2 separate regions of the Homo sapiens genome follow, and region 1 is linked to region 2. The links are chromatin loops, found by intact Hi-C in ENCODE. Cell type or tissue: A673. All regions are shown on one strand. Links, peaks and the distances in the headings refer to the core of each region. The heading gives the core; the rest is flanking DNA. Region 1 overlaps LINC02233 (long intergenic non-protein coding RNA 2233). Region 2 overlaps LINC02233 (long intergenic non-protein coding RNA 2233).

Region 1 (11,604 bases), core at 3,734-7,733, 87 kb after region 2:
TTTACAGTCTCTATACTTTTGCCTTTTCCCAAATGTCATGTATTTGGAATCATCCAGTATGTAGCCTTTCCAGGCTGCCTTCTTTTACTTAATATGCACTTAAGATTCCTCCAAAGTTTTCCATGACTTAATAGTTTATTTATCTTTATCACTGAATAATATTCCATCGTATGGATGTTCCATAGTTTATTCATCTATTAGTGGATGTCTTAGCTGCTCCTAATGTTTGCAATTATGAATCAAAGCTTCTATAAACATTTGTGTGTAGTTGTTTATGTAGACATGCATTTTCAACTCATTTGGGTAAATACCTAGGAGCATGACTCATGGACTACTGTTTAGCCTTGAAATAAATTGTCAAACTGTGTTCCAAAATGGTTGTACCATTTTTCATCTTCACCAGCAATAAATGAGGGTTCCTTTTGCTCCACATCTTCATCAGCTCGTGGCGGGTGTTGTCAATGTCTTGCGTGTTAGCCATGACTGTAATAAGTGTGTAGTGATGCCTCATTGTTGCTTTAACATTCTGTTCCTAAGGATATAATTTTGAGAATTTCTTCATGTGTATATTTGCCATCTGTATACCTTCATCAGTGCATCGTCTGTTCAGATCCTTTGCTCCTTTTTTAATTGGGTTGTTTTCTTTTGCTGAGTTTTAAGAGTTATTGGTTTTCTTTTAAAAAGTTATTTATTTTGAACACAAGTCATTTATCTGATAGGTGTTTTGCAAATATTTTCCCTCAGTATAAGCTTGTCTTTTCATTCTCGTAAGAGTGTCTTTTGCAGAGAATTTTTTAATTTTAATAAAGTCTAGCTTATCGATATTTTCTTTGATAGATAGTGCTTATGATGTTTCACCTAAAAACTCAGTGTCAAACTAATGGCTATTAATATTTTCTTCCATGTTATCTTCTAGGAGTTTTATAGTTTTAAAACTCACATTTAAGTGTATGATCCATTTTGAGTTAGTTTTGTGAAAGTTATGGTCAGTGTCTACACTTATTTTCTTAAACATGTGGATGTCCAGTTGTTACAATATCATTTGTTGAAAACACTACCCTTTCTCCATTGAATCACATTTATACCATTATCAAAGATCTGTTGACTGTATTTGTGTGGGTCTGTTTCTGGACTTTATTTTGTTCCATTTACTTATTTGTCTATTCTTTTGCAAATACCACAGTCTTGATTATTATAGCTTTAAAGTAAATCTTATATTATTTGTAGTAAGTTATGCAGTGTTGGCTCTCCAACTTTCTGTTCTTCAATATCGTGTTGGTTATTCTTGGTCTTTTGCCTGCCCATGTAAACTTTAGAATTGGTTTTTTGATATTCATAAAGTAACTTATTGACATTTTGATTGCGATTGCATTGAATCTATAGACTAAGTTGGGAAGAACTGACATCTTAACAATATTGAATTTTCTATTCATGAACAAAGAATATCTCCAAATTTATTGAGTTTTATTAATCAAAGTTTGATAGTTGTCCCCATATAGAACTTGTATACATTTTGTTAGAGTTAAACCTAAGTATTTCTCTTTTTGTGTGTTAATTTTAAATTGCAATTGCCTATTGCCTGTGCATAGGAAAGCAACTGACTTTCTATATTAACCTTGTATCCACTGACCTTGCTGTAATTACTTATTAGTTCTAGAAGTTGTTTTTTTAATCAATTCTCTGATTTTTTTTACATAGATCATGTCATTTGTGAAGTTTTATTTCTTCCAATCTGTATACATTTTATTCTATTGTCTTATTGCATTAATTAGGACTTCCATACAACGAAGCATTTAAGTTGAGAGGAGACATTTTGTCCTGCTTTCAAACTTAGGGGTAATGCATCTAGTTTCTTATCATTGGGTGTAATGTGAGCTATAGGTTTAAACATTTCTTGCAAGGCAGGTCTACTATCAATAAATCCCTTCAATGTTTGTCTGAGAAGGTCTTTATTTATCTGGCATTTTTGAAAAATAATTTCACTGAATATGGAATTCTAGTTTGGTGGCTTTTTTTCTTCCAATACCTTAAATATACCACTGTATTCTCTTTCTACCTCTGTGGTTTCTGAGAAGTTTCATGTAATTCTTACTCTTCCTCCTCTGTAGTTAAGATTTTTTTTATCCCTGTGGCTTCTTTCAAGATTTTTCACTTTGTCTTTGCTTTTCTGCAGCTTAAATATGATGTGCATAAGTATTGATTTTTAGGTATTTGACCTACTTGGTGTTCTTTAGCCATCCTGGATCTTTAGTTTGGCACCTGGCAGTAATTCTGGAAAATTGTCAGCCATTATTAATTCAAATATTTCTTCTGTTTCTTACTGTTTCCTCCTTCTGGCATTTTCTTTATGCATATTTATACCTTTAGTTGTCACACAGTTCTTGGAATATTCTGTTTCATTCTTTTTCCTCTTGACATTTCAGTTTTGGAAGTTTCTATTGACATATTTTCAAGGTCCCTTATTCTTTTCTTGACAACGTCCTGTCTACTAATGAACCAATTGGAAGCATCCTTTACTTCCATTACTGTGTTATTTATTTTAGCATTAAAAAAAATCTTACCTAGAGTTTTCATCTCTCTGGTGACATATCTCATTTGCTCTTTCCTGTTGGTCACCTGTTCCATTAGAGCTCCCAGCATGTCTTAGTCAGCTCAGGCTGCCATAACCAAACACCATGGACTTGGTGCCTTAAACAGACATTTATTTCTTGCAGTTTTGAAGTCTGGGAAGCAGACAATCAATGTACAGACTCAGTTCCTAGAGAGATCCCTTTTGCTAGTTGACAGATGGCCACCTTTGCACTGTATTGTCACATGGCAAAGAGAAAACAAGCTCCATTCTCTTCCTTTTCTTGTAAGGACACTAATCCCATCATAGAGATCTCACCCCCATGACTTCAACTAAACCTAATTACCTTCCAAAGGCCCCACCTCCAAATACCATCATATGAGGTATTGGGGCTTCAAAATGTAAATGTTGGAGTGACACAAGCATTCAGTCTATAATAGATTGATTAATCATAGTAATTTTAAGTCCTGGTCTAATAATTCCAATATCCCTGCCATATCTGAATCTGGTTCTAATGCTTGCTCTGCCTCTTTATCCTGTGTTTTTGCTTGTTAGCATGCCTTATAATTTTTTATTGATAACTGGAAATGATGTATCAGATAAAAGAAACTGGGGCTAATAAGCCTTTAGTACAAGGTTTTGTTTATCTGGCTAGGAGTAAGTCTATGTTTACTGCTTTCTGTAGCTGTGGGGTAAGAGGCTAAAGTTTCCACTCTTCTTTTGTTTGTTTGTTTGTTTTGGTTTTGCTTTTGCATTTATGTTTGCCTCCCTTGTTGTCTTCTGGTTTTGCTAATATTTCTTAAGTATGTCCCATGGCTTTCAGTTCTTTTAGCTGTAATCTGTTATTTTACAGAAGCCGTAGTGGTAAGGTCTAGGGGGAAGGGACGCACTCTATACCATATGATTAGGTCTCAGTCTTTTAGCGAGACTGAGTTGGATATTCCTGTTCCGCAATGTTGAAGTCTAGAGGGAGCTGGAGTTGGGTATTTCTCACTTTTTTTCTCTCAGCATATTATACCTCTAATGGAGTTGGGTATTTCTCTTCACCCAGGTCAATTAGGCTTTGGTAGAACACAAGTGGATAGGCTCTGATAAAACAGATTTTCATGAGTACAGGCCTTGTTAAGGAGAACATAGATCTCTGGGTGTTTTTCAAAATGCTTACATTTTTCCTCCTCCTGCTGGAAGCACAGAGGAGTCTTCTCTGATCTTCTCATTGAGAATCTGATAGGGCTCCTGAAGGTAAAACACAATGTGTGAGGGCATCCCTAAGGACCTCTTATGAGATTTTAATTTCTAAGCCACACTGTGACTGGAACAATTTGTCAACTACACTTTAATGTAATCTTACTGATACTGACTTTAGCTGCTGGCTTCTGCTCTGGGCATCTTCTCTTAGGGGAGGTCTCTGTATTACCCTATCTATCTCTCCAGTTTCAGAGCAGCAGTCTACCTTGTGGCCTTAATTATCTGAAGATTACATGAAAAGTTGTTGATTTGGAGTTTGTTCAGCTTTTTTCTTGTTGTAAAGACAGGAATAATGACTTTCAAGAGTTTTACATGTCAAGCTGGAAACCAGAAGTCTATTTTTCTAAAACTAGTCAAACCATGAAATTGGTCCAAGATTTGCCAATAAACTATACAGAAATTATTAGAAAACTGAAGTCTTTCAAGTGAGCACTGTAGTAAATTTTGAACATGAAGATGAAAATACTTTTGCAAAAAGTATCCAATGTTAGCCTGCCGTTGTATGCATAGAAAAAAAAAATTACCTACCTGTGCTCTTCACACTCTACTGCCTTTCACTAATTGAAAGACAGCCACAGATATGAGAAAAGCTAGAAATATTCATCAGTCACAACATTACTTATTCTCTTCCTACATATAAGAGAATAGCAATATGAACAAAAGTACCAAAAGATGTTCCCACATGAGATAGGCACTGTTCCAAGGTAGACTGTATTCCAATATTCCTCTTGTAGCTTCTTTGGTTATTCTCTTCACCTCCCAAAATATAGCTAGCCACACATATCATTCAAGAAGATGAGATTCATGGCCATTTTATTTATATCTGAAGTTTCTTATAGTAAGAAAGCAATTTGAATAGAAGGATAAGACTAAACTGCAGAAAAATGTTTAGAAATAAAATGCAGTAGGTAGCCACTGTGAGGGCCATGTGATGTCTAACCCAGATGAGCTGGCAGGTTGATGCCAGAGCAATGCACTACGCCTTTGCACAAATCATTTAATCCTTAAAACAAAGTAGCTTTAAGGCAGTATTGTGAAACTCTTTTTATTGATTTAGAGAAGTTAAAGAAACTTTAGATAATACAACTAGTAAATGATGGAACCCAATTTCAAAGTTAAAGCTATCAGGTTTTAAAATTTTTTATCTATACCAGGTTTACTGATTTTGAATATGAGAGCATGTGATGGCAAGACTCTACTCCAACAGTTTGCTTAAAGTCATAAGGAAGGTGTTCAACAGAATCAGACCAAGAGTAGAAAAAGACAGTAAGAATTTCATACAAATTTTCACTGCAAACACTTGTCAAAAATACCTAATGGCTTTTTAACATCCATCAAGCAACTCTCATAAGATCTAAGTTAAACTCTTTTACTGGACTGTCATTTATAAGTATAATCAATTTATTTTTTAAATTAAATCAGAAAAAGTAAATCAATAACTATATAAATGTTTTCACTTAGAAAACCTAAAAAACAAACAAACTAACTAAAAAAGGATTAATTTGCTCTCCAGTGCTCTGTTCAGTTATTCTGAAAAAGATTTACCATGTTGGAGTTCATTTGAACAATTGTCTGAAAAGATTTCATGGTGCAGAAAATAATTTCCTCCAAAGAATTTGTGTCAGTAATTTCTTCTGAAATTGGATAAGCCAGCGTGACATGCAAGGCTCAAATTGAGACCAACTTGTTCAAACTCAGTTTTCCCAAAACAAAATATGATATAATATCAATCTCTTTCCAATCTGTATTATATATTTGAGTGTAAAATCCCCAATTGCATCAAATTCATTTTGTATTCAAAGGCTTCTTATTTGTTTAGCTGAATTGTGATAAACTAGCTCTTGCTACATTAGTATGAAGTTACTCAACCTTCAACTTCTACAGCCAGAGCAGAGCATTTCCTGGTACGTATCATTTGCCTGATTCCCATAAGAGTTACCCACAGCCTTTTATTATCAGATTAAATGTCACAGGAAACATATCCTCTCAGCTTAAACAGCCAGGAGCTATTATTATTCTTTTCCCAGCAAGAGAAATTTGACCTCATATTCACAAGTTTCATATCCCACAGTGAAGCAGGTTTATCATTTAATTTACAATTAGATGACTTTAATGCTTTTACTTGATGGAGGATGCAACAAAGTCTTTATCAGTCGCCTTAATGTAAAGCCCAAGAAAAAGATCTTAGAATGATAGGGAAGAAAAAGCAACTTTCCTCCTTGTTTGGTCTGGAACCTGTGATTTGGCACTGCTTGGGGATAGGGAAAAAAGAAAGTGGTAGCTGTTATTATCTATGTCTGTTACTATATTCACAACAGCTGCCCTGGGCTACATAATCATGTATGTTATGCAGACGGTCTCTGACTTACAATGGTTCGACTTATAATTCGTAGACTTTTCTATGGGCTTACTGGGACATAACCACATCGTAACTCAAGGAGCATGTGGACTTATGACAGTATGATTTACAATTTTTCAACTTTTATGATGGGTTTATTGGGATACTAAATGCATTTTTGTCTTAATGATATTTTTAACTTTTGATGGATTTGTCAGGATGTAACCCCATTGTAAGTCGAGAAGCATCTCCCTGGTGAGTGCTCTCGAAACCCACCAAAGTAGCTATTATAATACTTAGCTTATAGAAAAATAAACTGAGGCTCAGAGAGATTAAATAAGTTGTTCAAGGTCATACACTAAGTAGCAGGGCAAGGATTCCAATCCTTGTCTGACTCCAGCATATTTTACCCTTCACCCTGTATCCTTCCCAGCTCCCTAAGACGAGAACTATTAAGATCGTGTTTCCGGCCGGGTGCGGTGGCTCACGCCTGTAATCCCAGCACTTTGGGAGGCCGAGATGGGCGGATCACGAGGTCAGGAGATCGAGACCATCCTGGATAACATGGTGAAACCCCGTCTCTACTAAAAATACAAAAAAATTAGCCGGGCGTGGTGGCGGGCGCCTGTGGTCCCAGCTACTTGGGAGGCTGAGGCAGGAGAATGGCGTGAACCCAGGAGGCGGAGCTTGCAGTGAGCTGAGATCGCGCCACTGCACTCCAGCCTGGGCGACAGAGCGAGACTGCGTCTCAAAAACAACAACAACAACAAAAAAAAACCGTGTTTCCTGGTAGCTGCACAAAGGTAAAAATAGCCTTAAAATAATCAAAAGCAAAAATATAACTACTATAATATTGTGAGTTTCAGAACCTAAAGCATGCAACTTTACACCAAATTATGTTGTACAATTCTTCAGTGATAAAGCCAACAACTTCTCATAAACAGATTAGGCTCTCAGATACTTTAAGTCTAAAAAATATAGCTGTATAAGAAATCCAGAATTTTGTTAATTAACTGGGCTTGTTAAAAGTTAATAAAAGTTCATTAGGGACTTTGAAATTATAATAGACTCTAAACCTTATGAAAGCTGAGGCAAGATTTGTATTATTTACCATTAAATCCCATTATCAAACACTCTAATAATAGTTACTTGATATTTGTTATATCAAAATTAGATATTGTCCTTATGAAAAAATTATAACTTTTAGAGATATGACTTTATAATGTTGTAAGCTACATTATTTTGGAAGAAATTACTACTGACTAAAAAGATTAGTTCAAGTATTTTCAGGAGACTTCATCACTAGGAATAATTTAATTGCAAGGACCCATTACACAAATAGCATGAAAAACAATAGATCTCTGATACCAATAATCAATAACTTATCTAGATGCCACAGTAAATATTGAATGCAGTACAGAAAGGACAAATGCTACAGCCAGATATATACCATACAGTATCTTTGCTATTCTAAGGCACCAGCAATAAGAATGAACACCACTCATTTAATAATGAAAGGCTTATTTAAAAAATAAAAAAGAATCTTTAATTAATTGTAGCTAAATTTCATGACCCAATAATGAAATATTCATAAAACAAATGTAACTTTATTCACAAATATCAGAGTTTAATACTAATATGTAATATACCTTTAAAAATGCTTCTGAACGCTTTTTTTTTTTTGGCCATTGCAACTTTAGCAAAGAATAAGGATGTCATGCAATGTTTTATAACACATAATTGGAATCTCAATCTCCTTTGTGTCATTAGGACAGCCATTAGGACATTAGTGTCATTAGGAAAACCATTTAAATTGTGAAGCTTACAAAATATATCAGGACTATCGTATCCAGTATCGGAAAGCAAGATAATTCAGATTAACCTCCTAGTCTCCATAAATGACAAGTTAAATATCCAGAGAAAATTTGAAAAAAAAAAAAAGCATTAAAGAACTAAAAATAGAATGAGGAATAACTGAACCAAGATAAATGAGAATACAGAAATCCAGAGATATGAACCCCATATTCATAAAGAATTTTGTTCTAGGAGTATTTGTCAATACTGAAGAGTTGACAAAGATACTGAGGACTAGTTTTTAATCTAGGACCCAGTAAGAGTAGACAACTCTAGTGAGGACAGAACTTACCCCCAAACACCTTCTTTTACCTAGAATTACATCACCTTAAAATGAAGAGCATTTTAAATAATAAATCGGCAATGAGATAGCAAATTCATGAATTATCCTATATCTACTGTTTCATCTACACGATTACTATCAAGTTAGATATTTCAAAATAAAAAGTAATCTCTATAGTTCTTTTTGGATTATGTGCTAGCCACAGTTAATAATTCTCCTTCTTAGTACTAGAAAGTCAGTTCTCATATCTATCAAGTTATATGTTCAGTACTAGATATATTGTATAAGCTTAATGAATACTTTCTGTTTATCTCATGTTATCAAAAATAAAAAAAGATATAGCCAATTACATTAGATTTTCTTCAGATGCATATTTTAATAAATTAGGAATCTACTTTTACTCACAACACCTCTGACACTGAATGTGTGGTGTCTCTTTCAACACCACATCTCCAACTCTCCAACAGCTGAATGTCCCACAATTCAATTCAGTTCTGACACTATCTACCTGGAGTTAGCATAACACTCCACAAGTTAAGGGCTCAGTCCCACATACTGCCTTCACTTCGGCTGGCTGTTATAAGTCCTAGTGAAGCAGGATATTTCCCTGACCCTTTCATGGGTGGGAACTGAGGTGCAGGAGCACCGGAACTAGCCAGCCACATCAGCACTGGCAGGGGCGAATTCCACTCCCTCAGACCTTCTGCACTTCACCCCTTGCAGGAGGGGAGCATGCAGGTGAGCAGGTGCAGAAGCCGGAGCAAGCGGTTTTGGCTGCCAACAAAGGCAAAACTCCATGCCGGCCCTGTGGCAACGTCTAGCGGGGAGTACCTGTGACCCTGAAGCCCCAGTAGGAGTGTTACAGTCAGTGCTCTTTTAACTTTGCCACCATGCCATTGCAGAAGGCTTAAATGTTAACAGCTCAGTGGAAGGTCAGTGGAGGGTCAGGGACAGCCTTTTGCACCCACACCTTAGTTCTTGTTCAGCATCCAGGAGGAATGAGGTTGCATGAATGAATTGAGGTGATAAATGTGGGGGATTTTATTGCTGATGAAAGTGCCTGTCAGTGGGAATGAGAGCTGAAAAGGGGACAGTGCAGGAAGGTAATCTTCCATGAATGGCTGGACTCCTTTTCGAAGCTATGCTGTCAAGTTGTCCTGCTTCTCTCCGACATCCAACCATAGTCTCTGACATCCAGCCGCTTCTCCTCTCCCTGCTGGCAGGTCCTGGGGGTTTATGGGCATAGGATGGGGGTGGAGCAGGCCATGGGTGGTTTTGGAAAAGGCAACATTCCAGCAGGAAAATGGAGATGTAAAGTTCTCACTTTGGGCTGCAGTATTAGGCTTTTTGGCTTGAGGGTGGGACCCTCATCAGAGACCCCACCCTCTTCTGCCCAGAATTTCTCTGCTTCCTGTCCCTAACATTCCCCCCTCTGTAAAGGCACATCTAACTGCCATTAGAATACAGACAATGACTGGTTTTAACCACCTCCTGCTAACAGGGGGAGTTGTTTTGGGGAGAATGGCAGTCAGATTCCTCCCAGAGGTCTACCTAAGGTTACCCTGCAAAAGGAAGCCATCATCTGAGAGTCCGGTTCCCTGGCTGTTTGGAGTTTGATGGCCTCTAGGCGAGAAAAAACAAGTTTTACAAAGCTAAGTGTGCATGGATCAAATATGTGTATCATACAAAGAGGAGTTTAAAAGCAGACAATCTAGTGCTGAAGATTACAGAAAGAAGAAGTGAAATACATTAATCATTGTGAAAACAACATTCTACCCAATGGTATAGAACAGAATGAAGGTAAGAACAGCAAGCATAGGCAAGACTACAAGGAGGACATCCATGGAAGGTTAATTATTAACACTTATCTTTTGTGATTTTTAGCTTGAGGTCTCCAATCTCTTCACATTGGTACTTTGGGTGCTTTCCTGGGTTTATGGAGGTAATTCCATCAGCTTTCCAGTGAGTTATTGTGAAAGACTAAGGTGGCCACTTTCAGGAGATTCTCTAAAGTACTATCTGTTCCCAGGGCCTGTTTCTGCAGCTTCCTCCTGATCTCAGGGGCTGCCTGAGTAATAAATTTATCCTTTAGAATTGGTTGTCCTTTGACTGAATCAGGAGATAGAAAGGTGTCTTTCACCAAGGCCTCTCTTAGCCTTTCCAGGAAGGCAGTGGGATTCTCATCAAATCCCTGGTCTATCATGGATAGCTTGGTATAATTGAGAGGCTTAGTTCTAGTCCCACGTAAGTCCTCTATTATGCCCACATGAAAGTGTCTCCTCTTCCACCAGGTTGTTACCCACTTAATACTACCAGTTTACTATGAAGAATACAACTCAGGAATAACCAAATGGAAGAAATGCATAGGGCAAGGTATGGGGAGGTGGCAGGGTACAAGAAGCTTCCAAGTTTTCTCAGGCATACCACCTTCCCATCACCTTCCTGTGTTCACCAACCCAAAAGCTCTCCAAACCACATTATTTAGGCGTTTTTATGGTGGCTCCATTACATAGGCATGATTGATTAAATCATTGACCACTGATAATCAGACTCACTCTCCAGCCTCCCTCCCCTGGAGATCAGAGGATGGGGTTGCAACTTCTAACTCTCTAAACATGAGTTACTCTTTCTGGCAGCCAGCACCCATCCTAAGGCAATCTAGTGGCCCCCATCCAGCAGTCATCTAATTAGCATATAAAAGAGACTCTTACCACTCTGGACATTCAAAGAGTTTTAAGAGTTGTATGCCAGAAACCAAAGACAAAAAGCAAATACAAATTTATCAAGGGACATATTCATGAATTTCAAAAATATAATATTCTACTATCTCTTTGCCAAAAACACCTTGTATAGTACAACTGAAATCTGCAAACATACTTCTTCACCTTGTACTCTTGATTGCATTATGTAATCTATTATAACTTTTCCATGGTCTATGTGATACTTACTAAAATTTTTTTTCCAATGGAAGTACACAATCTCCAGAATTTCATACCAAACATAAAACTATAGAAATTTTACATAAAATTTTATAATTTCTATAAAAAACTATAGAAATTATTTTAATGACTTCAAACATCAAGCTAAGATTTTTAGGTTGAATATGTTAAAACCTTTTCATGACTTTTTTTTCTAAAATCAACTGAAAGCAAGGAGAGTGTTGAAAGCAGTAGGCTCAGAAAACAATACCCCAAAGTATGGTGCTTTGGCATGCTGCGCACTTTGAATTAAAGAAAATTGGAAGGCCTTAGAAGCTTCCTCCAAATAAAGATTTCTTTGACTTTACCTAGTTTCTCCTTCAAGATGAAGGGA
Region 2 (11,604 bases), core at 2,520-6,519:
CATATATTTATTAAGTGTCTTCCATATGCTAGGCACTGGACATGTACTGGTTTAAAAAGAAATATAAAGGTGTATGTTCACACTTCATGAAGTATATTTACATACACATACATAATATACTCACACATCACACATGTAGATTTAAGTATATTAACTAAATCATAATGATTGTTAAAGAGCAATAGCATCTTATATTTAAATAGGTTTTAAATTTTATTTAAAGCATTGAAATTTTATTTTACATGTACATTAACCTATTTAATCTTCATGAAAGCTATTTTAAGACAGTATTACAGGCCTCACTTTACACAAGAGTATTAAAGAACACAAAATTAACTTCATACAAGATCATAAAATTAGAAAGTCAATCTGGGTTAGACAGCTCTAACCCAGATCTCTTGATTCTAAACACGGTACTCTTACCATAGCATGTAGAGGTTTTAAATTATAAATTTTTCTTAAATTAATATGGAGAAATTTATGTCAGGCTTAATCCATGGCATAATATGCAACACTGAAAAAACTATCCTGTCCATTTTGGTACATGTCTTGGCCACTTTATTCTTCCTACTCAAACAGCCATCCCACACCACTCACACACACACTGCAGAAGAATGCTTAATAAATGCCACTGTGGTCTAATTCTGACTGCTTGGCCCTGTGGGTCACACACACCACTATCTCACACTCCAAGCAGTAAGGAGAAGATTTGGTGTCTTAAGAGAAAAGTTGTTTGTCAAGAAGTTTTAAAAGCTCAGCTCCAAAGCCTCTCAGGGTAGGAAGAAAAGAAAAAAAGAATTAATTGAGAGCAGAGAAAACCTGGTGAGGTCTGTAAACAGGTCAAAGATTTTTAATTGCTTAAAAACTGTTGAACTTGGCCCTAAAATATATCCTTAATTCAGGAAGGCCAGCCTCAAAGGAGATTCATTCTGGAATCACATATAAGAACCAAGATGTTGAGGTTTAATGCTTCCTAAAAATAAATGATCATTTTTCAAAGCCACAGTCTTGCTGTTGCCATAACACTGTGATTTTAGTTGGTCTTGGAGAACTAGATTTTTCTTTTTAGGTATCCCACTTATGTTTTCTCAGAAACATTTAGAAAATTTCTAGTAATACCAATGGTATTATATTAGAAATTTACTTTAGCATAAAGTTAATGTTTTCACTAAGGAAACATTAAGAGTTCTTCCAGAATCATAAAAGTCTACATGAGAGTTATCACATGCATGCCTTCATTTTGATTCATAGTATTTTGGGATTTCTTAGGAGCAAGAGCCAAATAGCTTAATCTAGATCAAATGGGGAGGAAAATAAATTCCTGACTGCACCTCACATATGGCAAAGAAGCAGAATGCTAAGAAACTACTAAGTGAGAATAGTCCTAGAACATGTATGACACATTGAAAGGCTTAAGAGGAGTGCAGATTCCTGAAAAAAAAATAATTTAAACAAAACATTTTTGCATTTTACACTTTTGTGTCTAGAAATTGTATCTCTTTTTAAAATTAAACTTACGTAATCATAAGGATAACAAAAATGGTAACTAGTTTACTCTGGGAAATTAGCATAGCATAATCTCTTGAAAAAAATAAGCATATTGGTTTTTTATTTTGAAATAATTATATATTCATAGAAAGATTAAAAAAGAAGTTGAAGAGGTCTCATGCACCTTTTATCCAGCATCCTTTAATTTTAACATCTTGCATAACTATAGTACAAGATCACAAGGAAACTGATACAACCCACAGAGTTGTTTCAGAATTTGCCAGTTGTGCATGCATTTGTGTGCGTGTGTTTATATTTGCAGGCAATATTATCACATGTATATATTCAGGTAACAACCATCACAATCAAGATATGGAACAGTTATATCTAAAGATTCCCTTGTGGTGGTTCTTTAAAGCCACATCCACTCTCCCATTTCTAACCTTTTGTGGCAACAATTTGTTTTCTATCTCTGTAGTTTTGTTATTTCAAGAGTGTTATGTAAGTGAAATCATGCAGTATGTAACCTTTTATGATTTTACTGGGCATTATTCTCTAGTGATTTTCAGTAGTTTTTTCTTCTTAATTGCTGAGTAGTGTCCCACAGTGCAAATGTACTACACTTTAACCATTCACTCATTAACAGACATTTGGCTATTACCAATAAAATTGCTGTAAACATTCATGGACAGGTTTTTGTTTAGACATATGTCTTCATTTCTCTGAGCTAAATGTCCAAGAGTACAATCAATAGGTCACATGGTAATCGCATGTGTTAAACTAAATTAAATTTGGCCTAAATCGGCTGCCATACTAAGGGAACCGCAAGCAAACTTAGTATGTAAACAAACTGAAACCTAACTCGAGAATATATTTCTGTAATCAGAATCTACCGTAACGAGAGTCATAGCCAATCACCAGCAGCCAAGCTGCAGCCAATCACAGGCTGCCAACTGATCAGACCATGTGAACATAAGGCCAATGCTGAGCTGTAAACAACCAAGCTGTTTCTATATGTTACTTTCTCTTTCTGTCTATAAATAATGTCTGCCCACATTGTTGGATGGAGTTCTCCAAATCTCTACTGGCTCAGGGTGCTACCCAATTCATGAATTGTTCTTTGCTCAGAGTTTACGTGATCATTTGCTAAACTAAGTTTATCTAAAGTTTTTTCTTTAACACAGGCTGATTTTTATAAGAAACTGCCAAACTATTTTCCATAGCGACTGCACCATTTTACATTTCTACCATCAAAATATGAGTGATCCCGTTTCTCAGAATCCTCATCAGCATCTGGGGCTATCACTGTCTTCTAGCCATTCTGACATGGGCATAGTTATATTTCATTATGGCTTTAATTTTTATTTCCCTAATGTTTAATGGTGTTGAATATTTTTGCATGAGATTATTTGCCATCTGCATACCCTCTTCAGTGAAGTGTCTGCTACTCATTTTCTGACTGGGTCATTTGTATTATTGTTGAGCTTTCAGTTATTTGTGTATTCTAGCTACAAGATATTACAGATATTTATATTTTTGGTCAGATATGTGGCTAGCAAGATTTTCTCCAGCACATAATTTAAAAAAAAAAAAAAGAAAAGAAAGAAAAGAAAATTGGGAGACTGTTAGATGTGATATGCAATTAAATTATTTCTTCCAGGGAACATGAGAGACAATCAGTACTCATGAGTTTTTGTCAGAAATACAGAGAACACACAGGAATTTCAGGGTTTGAAAAAATAATAAAGAGCATCTGAGAGTAAGAAATTCCTATCATATTTTGTCATCATTCTCAAGATTAATCTCTTTGTGGCCCCATGACTAAAAGCATCAAGCAGCTATGAAAACTTGTCTCTACATCCAGTTTCTGTGACTGATATTCCATATAACCTCAGAAGGTAGCTCTTTTTCATAGAAATGTGTTTATTCGATATATGAGAATTACATTACTTCTGGGTTTGTATAATACTCTAAATCTAGAAAGAGTAGTATCTCCAAAATTTTTCTTCTGACACAATGAAAATATTACTGGTTCTAATGTATTCTGACTTTGTTACAGTCACTAAAAATAAGCCAACCTGAAATTCTCCAACCCCTAAAATTTTATTTCAAAATGGCATACTAATTCATAAATTTATTTTAAATTTTACCTCAAAATCCTGTAACACAGAAAAAATATAATTTGAAATTAATATTTTTCTTCAAAAATCATGAAACAAAACTTACTGTTAAAAGGACTAGAAAACAAATATTAAATGCCTTTTAGTACAATTAAAAGAGAGCTTTCATTTTAATTTTTGATAGACAATTTATGCATCAGGAGATTATCAGACATACTAGAAATGACCTGTGATTGTTTTTGACTCTCAAATCAATATCCTCACCACATAAATGCTAACTTTAAGCAAAATTTTATATACGCCATAAAAATGTAGCTTATACATTTTGTTTATATAGCATCATTTAGTTGAGAAATGGTATGAAATAAACTTGTTTTACATTAACATTCTTGGGTTTTATTTATATGAGTAGTGCTATTGGACATATTCACTGTATAAATGCCAGTGAATGATTTTAGAGTGTGTGTAAGTGTATACGAAATTTATTAGGGTGGAAACAGTAGTATGTTTTCAAATAATCGACATAGAATGTCTGAACAGTGAGACATGACATCAGTGTGAGTCAAAACAAAATAGAAGTCCAAGACAACTTTAGAAGACAGAGAAATCAATTAAAAAGTGTTTAAAAATTGGATGATTCTTGGAACTGGGAACAGGCGTCTGCGCTACTTGGTGACTTGTTGATAAGCAAGAACATGCCTAAAGCTAAGGAAAAAATAATGGTAGTCTGCCACCTAGAGGGCAGTTCAGTCATTTTTAACAGCGTGATATATTTTAATTGCATTGTTCTGGACCCCAGATCCACAGGCACAGAAAACCTTCCCAGCAATTTTAACTTTTGCATTAAAAGGGGGGATTTTTTTCCTTCTGAGAAAGGTTCAAAAAGCTAATCTTTTTAGCTGCCAGGAAGTGAACTGTATTCTGGTGTGTGGAAAGCATAGAAAGAAAGCCATTGCAAGCTAAAAGCCTAATTTAATGGTTTTCTGTGTCAAGCAGAATTTGGTAAAAAAAAAAAAAAACCATCCAGAATCAGACATTACATGGAATTGAGTTTGAAGATGTGCTTGATCTTGTTAAGGATGAACAAGATTGGAGATCAAGTGTGGCTTGGAGAGGAACTACATAATGGCCAAACATTGTTATATAGTTTCATTTAAAATCTGAAATGGTAATTTTTTCCTGAGACATCTCTGAATAAGCACTTACAAAATGCTTTTAAAAGGTAATTCTACAAGATAAAATGGTCTTTCTGCACTAAAAAAAATTTTTAATCTCATATTTCTAGAAAAATAAATAAGGAATACCACATTATTTACTATAACTTTTCGTGCCTTTTGTTTCTCATTGTTTCAATTATTCAGGTCACATAAAAGAAATAAGTTGAGATGGACACACGATAAAATTTAATTCAAGGAATGACAATTTAATAAATATTTAAAGGTTATTTCTGTCTCAGTCTACTACTTCTCACCACTAGCAGCAAGCAATCTGTACTCTACAACAGAATACATGTATTCACACAAATCTGACAATTATACAGTGGCAAAACACGTCTAGTGTTTCACCATTTGCAACATTAAGGTGGTTTTTTTGCTGAAAATTGCTGCTGTAGGCAGTCACTTTAAATATATAACATACAAAACTATAAAACTTTTAGAAAAAACTAGGAAAACATCATCAGGACATAAGGGTAGGTAGAAGAAAAGCTCTTAGACTTGATATGAAAGTATGATTCATAAAATAAATGATTCATGAATCGTAAAATAATTTTTTAAATAATTTTAAATTTTTAAATAAATTTATAAATTTATTCATAAAATAAATTGGACATCAAAATTTAAAATTTTGCCCTGTGAAAATCCTGTTAAAAAGATGAAAAGACAAGCTAGAGATTAGAAATAAATATTTACAAATATGTGACAACTAATATCTAGGGTATGTAAAGAACTCTCAAAATTTAACAATTTTTTAAATTTAATTAGAAAATGAGCAATAAACATTTCACCTAAGACGATATACAGAGAGCAACAGAGCACATGAAAATATGTTCAACATTATTAGACTTTAGGGAAATTAAAATTAAAGCCAAAATGAGATATTACCAGTCTATCAGAATGGCAAAACAGGAATAACAATAAATGATTGTAAGGATGCAGAAAACTTTATCTCTTATGATTTTCTTATGAGATAATAATTTGGCCACTTCTTATAAAAATAAACATGCAACTATATGTAACCCAGCAATTGCACCCTGGGGCACTTATCAGAGAAAACTAAAAATTTATTTTCATGGCAAAATGTGTAAATATTTATAGCAGCTCTATTTGTAAGAACCAAAAAGTGGAAACTACCCAAATGCCTGCCAATGGGTGAATGGTTAAACAAACCATGGTACATCCATACAATGGAATACTACTCAGCAATAGAAAAGAATGAACTATTGATGCAGGAAACTTGGATGGATCTCAAGGGAATTATGCTGAATGAAAAAGCCCAGTCCCAAAAGTTATATACTGTACGATTTCATTCATACAACATTCTTACAATGATAAAATTATAGACATAGAGAAAAAGATTAGTAGTTATGAGGGATTAGGGAGTGGAGTGGAGACGGAGGGAGAGTGTGGATAGAAAGGCCAACACGAGGAATCCTTATGGCAACAGAACTGTTCTCCACCCTGACTGTAGTGGTAGTTATGAGAATCTACACATGTGAGAAAATTTGATAAAACCAAAGACATATGCACATATACATGAATATGTGTAAAACTGGTGAAGTCTGAATAAATCTACCAATGTCAATTTCTTGGCTGTGATATTGTAGTATAGTTATGCAATATGTTACCACTGGAGAAAAATGGGTGGAGGGTATATTTCTTACTAATACATTTGCATCCGCAGTTATCTCAAAATTGAAAGTTTAAGAAAAAAGAATAAAAGCAACTAATAAGTTCAATAAAGTGCAGAATATATAAGATATGAAGCAAACTTAATTTTCTCATTAAATATGCAGTTCAGTGGAAAAAGGATGTAGCAAGACTACATGTAACCTACGGTAAATGTATATGTTTGTATATTTTCAACATTATTCTCTGTTAAATCTTTAAAAGTTTTACTAATGAAAATGCAAATGGACTAATTTCTTCACTTTTCCATATTTGTTGTTAGAAGAATTACTAAAACTGGGCAAAATATTAATAACTCACACAGTAGGGAGGAAGAAATCCAGTATGTAGTAGACACTTCAATAATAGGCCTGAAGTGAGATAGCTATCTATCCTTAGAAAGGACTATTTGCAAGGTGGGCCATTGGATTTCTGGAGTGTTCCTACCATTCTTTAACAGATAAAGGTGATACACTGTACCTAAAATATTCATACAAACAATGTGATGTCTACTGAACACCTGTTTTTCTTCTGGGAGTCTAGAATTTGGGTATGTAGTAAGTAGAGGATATTTAGATGACCAGTCACCAATAAAAGCCCTGGGAACTGAGTCTCTAATGAGCTTCTTGGGTAGACAACATTTCATGTATATTCTCGCAACAGATTGCTGAATGAATTAAGCACATCTTGTGAGACTCCTTTGGGGAGGAGCCTTGGAAGCTTGAGCCTGGTTTTCTGTGAACTTTCTCCATGCACCTTTTTCCTTTGCTGGTTTTGCTTTGGATCATTTTACTATAATAAATCTTACCATGGCTATGGCTCTATGCTGAATCTTATTAGTCCTAGTAAATTTTGGAATCTAAGGTAGTGTTGGGGCCCCTTAACCATTTGGATAATAAGAATAAAAAGGAAGAAATGCACTCTGCCTTATGACCTCTAGTTCTCAGTCTAACAGGCCACCCCATCCAGTTTCCAACTTACTATTCTGAGATTATATCACTGGGAAGATTCAAATCAACATTAAAAATCTCTTTGTGTAAATCCTATCAAGGCTGAGCTAGGGATTAAATGGAGCTCCTCTGTATGAATTTTGAAGTAGCTATGCCAACTTTTAACTTCACAGACAAGAAGGCTACTTTATTATTTAAGCACATGGATAAACACAATCTCTCATTCATATCAAAGTTTTCTTTCAAGCACCTTTGACCATCATTTTTCTTATCTCCAATTAGCATAAACTTCACAGAATTTTTTTTTTGATACAGGGTCTTCCTCTGTCACCCAGGCTGGAATGCAGTGGCATGGTCACCACTCACTGCAACCTCAACCTCCTGGACTTTAGATCCTCCCACCTCAGCCTCCCGAGTAGCTGGTAGCTAGGGCTACAGGCACATGCCACCACACCCACTAACTTTTTTCTTTTTTTGGTCTAGACATGATTTTACCATGTTGCCCAGGCTGGTCATGAACCCCTGGGTTCAAGCAATCCGCCCACTTCATCTTCCCAAAGTGCTGGAATTACAGGCATGAACAACTGTGCCCCATCAGAAATATATTTTTTAAAATAAAGAATAATATATATCTAGAACTGCAGAAACAAATGAATTTTTTATTTGTGGTTGTTTAATTAAAATAAGTGCACAGTAAATAGGAAAAATATATACACAAAATCCTGGTGACCTGAAATAGAGTGATGTAAAGAAAGACTGGCCCATATATTTACCTCATGTGCATCCCAAAACTCGGGGGAAATGACAAATATATTTGAGAATAAATCCAAAAGTGTTGGAAAAACAAGGGTGGGTGTTATCAGCAGATCAGAATCAGATGGGTTGGTTGAGATTGATGGGGAAAAAGAAACAACCATGAAACCTCCTATCCCAGTGCAGGGGAGAAGAGGGGCTGATGGAGATGTTTTCTGGCAATCTACCTGGAGATCAACAGTGTCCATATCATGTGCTTTCTGTTCTCTACTGTAGCTTTTCCATGGCAAGTAAGTTCATAAGGCTGACTTCTCTCATCCAGCTTTAACATCAATGAAACAAGCATTTTGTTCTCTATTTAGCTCTTTCATATATTTCTCCTTTACTTCAGAACCTGTAAAGAATGGGTGTGGTCAGCAATCACATGGAGACTCTACCTGTGATTTACACAGTGTCTACCACAGTGTTGCCCTCACAGGAGAAATTTAGCAAATGCTAAATGATTGACCAAAAAAAAATTCCTTGTCAATCTTTCAGAAATGGTCACAATTTAAATTTTACAGGTTAATGCATGTTCTTACTTATTAGTGGGAGCTAAACATTAAGTACTCATGGGCATAAAGATGGCAACAACAGAAACTGGGGACTTCTGGAGTGGGGGAGGAAGGGAGGGATAGCAAAGTAACAAGCCTATACATGCACCTTCTGAATTTAAAATAAAAGTTGAAAAAAAAATGTTATAGGCTGACTTCTTAATATAAATATGTAGCCAGGCCTTGGCTTCCAAAAGACTTTTCTAATTTTGTTTTTCTTAGAGGTAGGGTCTCATTATATTGCCCAGGCTGGAGTGCAGTGACCACTCACAGGCACAATCACAGTGCACTATGGCCTCAAACTCCTGGGCTCAAGCAATCCTCCTGCCTCAGCCTCCAAGTAGCTGGGACTACAGGCACATGCCACCACATGCCCAGCTTGCCTAAGTTATTTTAAACTTATTAGTTTTATATTGTAAAAACATTACTCTAAAGAATTAAGCAATTTTCTTAATCACAAAATATGGTAATATTAATGGTCCAATTTTTACTTTATTTTACATATGATTCCAATGAAAACAGTTTTACGTATGGTAAAATTTCAAAAAGCCACAAACTCTTAGCAAAGGAAAAAATATTCCTACCTCTCCAGCCCACACTGTCAATCTTGTTTTTTGTTTGTTTTTTGTTTGTTTGTTTTCTTCCTTTCTCTTTTTCAGAAGTCAGTCAACAAATATTTTAGTGTCTTCTATATGGCAGGCTCTATCGAGGCACTGGAGAATGTCACAGAAAGGGAATATCTCTGCTTCAGGAGAGCTTACTTGTTAAGGAGAGCGTGTAGGATTAGTTATGGCCTTGAGTAACAAAAACACTAAAAGTTTGAAAAAAATTGTAAAATGTGTTTGCAGTTTCAGACTAGTTATGGTGGCTCCATGATTATCAGGCTTACCAAATATTAATGTGATTGTATAGGTTCTGCACTGCACAAGTCTAAAGGGTATCATTCATATCATAGGCATTGTATATTTTGTTTTGTTTTTGTTTTTTGTTTTTTTGTTGTTTTTTTTTTTGAGACGGAGTCTCGCTCTGTCGCCCAGTCTGGAGTGCAGTGGCACGATCTCGGCTCACTGCAAGCTCCGCCTCCCGGGTTCACGCCATTCTCCTGCCTCAGCCTCCCGAGCAGCTGGGACTACAGGCGCCCGCCACCACGCCCGGCTAATTTTTTGCATTTTTAGTAGAGACGGGGTTTCACCGTGTTAGCCAGGATGGTCTCGATCTCCTGACCTCGTGATCCGCCCGCCTCGGCCTCCCAAAGTGCTGGGATTACAGGCGTGAGCCACCGCGCCTGGCCGGCATTGTATATTTTAATTAACTATTCTACACAAATGGAAGTATTTATAAGCATATGAACTTCTTAAATGAGGAGAAACATTTCTCTATTCCACACCCTCCTCTTTTAGCTCCCACCTTGTGCTACTTATTCCAGCTCCACAACTCAGCCTACAGGGGAGAAAAGTGTACACTTCCTCCCTTTAAGGGAAATTTCTACAGGTTACATATTTTACCTGTGTTCATATCTCATTAACAGGACTTAGGCACATAACCACACCTAGCTGCAAAAGAGGCTAAAAATGTGCTTTTTGTTCTGGGTTGCCATATGTCTAGTAAAGATCAGAAGGTTTTCTGGTTCCTGTCAAAATGCTGAACTAAGGTAGCTGCTATTCTCTCCCCAAAAATAAACCATGGAGAAACTACACATATTTATATACTTATACATAGTAGATAACCAAGTTTTTAAAATTGCATTTCATACTGCACACGAGGAGATCCACATTTCCCTGTGTTGGCTACAGTATCTTTCACAATACTGTGCAAAACACAAGCACTCAATAAATATTTGATTAAAGATTGACCAAACCCACTTCCTTCTGTGCCATGCTAGAAAGAAAGAGGAAAATTGGTCTGCTTGATAATTTCTCCATATACTTAAAGATTGACATCTAGTCACCTCTCAAACTTATCTTCTGAAAGAACTAATCTCCTTTTCTTTATCTTTCCTTATTGATTTGGGTCCTGAAATCTTAATTATCTTCTAAGCATTGCTGTAGATTCTTCCACCTTGACCAAATAAACAAATTTGATGAGCCCAAAAGGCAATTAATTGCTCCATAACATAGATTACCAGATTCCATCAACTGTCTACAACAGATTGAATAGTCCGTAGGCATTTTTATAGAATCAAAGACCTGGAGGTAGAAATCTTTTACCATGGTTTTAAAAAGCCTATGCATTCAATCAACACTTTTTGCTAAATTCATCCTTAGAATTTATTTGCTTTCATTTTTATTAACGTCCTAAAACAAAATATCCTTTAGTAATCAGAGCTTTTAGTGCTTTGTCTGAGTTCCCCTTAACAAGCCAGCTGGCAAGTTTCAAACCCCTCGAGAAATCCACAGAGTACACATTTCTATTTCTATTTATTCTTATGCTGTACTTGACTGTGGAATTTCATCTTCCTGATAACTCTTCTACTTGTACTTGGCTAATAACTAATTTAACAAAACCTAAATCTGAGAAGAGATTTAAGGGATCAGGAAAGCTACTTAGCCCCTTGAGTTTGCTGCAGTCCTCTGCCCTAAGAGCTATATTTTCTTGAAAATAGACTGTTCTGCGAGGTGACAGGTTAAAGCCCAGGAGTTCTTAATGTGTGTGTTTTTTTTTTAAATAAGGTAACTTTAAAGAGAGTTTTGGTGATGAAAAAGCACACCTTTAAAGTCAAAAATCCCCTCTAACCTGCCAACTTTGTGTTCATTAATTCATTCATTCATTCATTTTTAGAGTATCTATTGTGTGCCAGGCATCCTTTAAAGCTCTG

Evidence for each region. A loop is a pair of places that touch in the nucleus more often than their neighbours do. Peaks named below come from ENCODE experiments on the same cell type or tissue, not always from the same donor. Only the 100,000 strongest peaks of a DNase experiment are listed, where the experiment ranks them.
Region 1: it touches region 2 in a loop (2.4-fold over the local background); 1 of 110 quality-filtered maps calls a loop at or near these places.

What each region holds. Positions count from the first base shown.
Region 1 is chr4:159,671,886-159,683,489 of GRCh38, reverse strand. All of the region lies in intron 2 of LINC02233 (long intergenic non-protein coding RNA 2233), which reads left to right. All of the region lies in intron 1 of LOC107986324 (a long non-coding RNA gene), which reads right to left. Among named protein-coding and RNA genes, the nearest start is that of LINC02233, 100 kb to the left of the region's middle. In A673, for the core only: no CTCF peak of the experiment used is centred there; a DNase peak (open chromatin) is centred at 5,839; H3K4me3 peaks cover 405 bases; H3K27ac peaks cover 451 bases; H3K27me3 peaks cover 1,456 bases.
Region 2 is chr4:159,757,266-159,768,869 of GRCh38, reverse strand. The region is part of intron 1 of LINC02233 (long intergenic non-protein coding RNA 2233); the gene reads left to right. All of the region lies in intron 2 of LOC107986324 (a long non-coding RNA gene), which reads right to left. Among named protein-coding and RNA genes, the nearest start is that of LINC02233, 15 kb to the left of the region's middle. In A673, for the core only: a CTCF peak has its summit at 4,358 (motif pointing left); DNase peaks (open chromatin) are centred at 3,280 and 4,339; H3K4me3 peaks cover 2,169 bases; H3K27ac peaks cover 2,758 bases.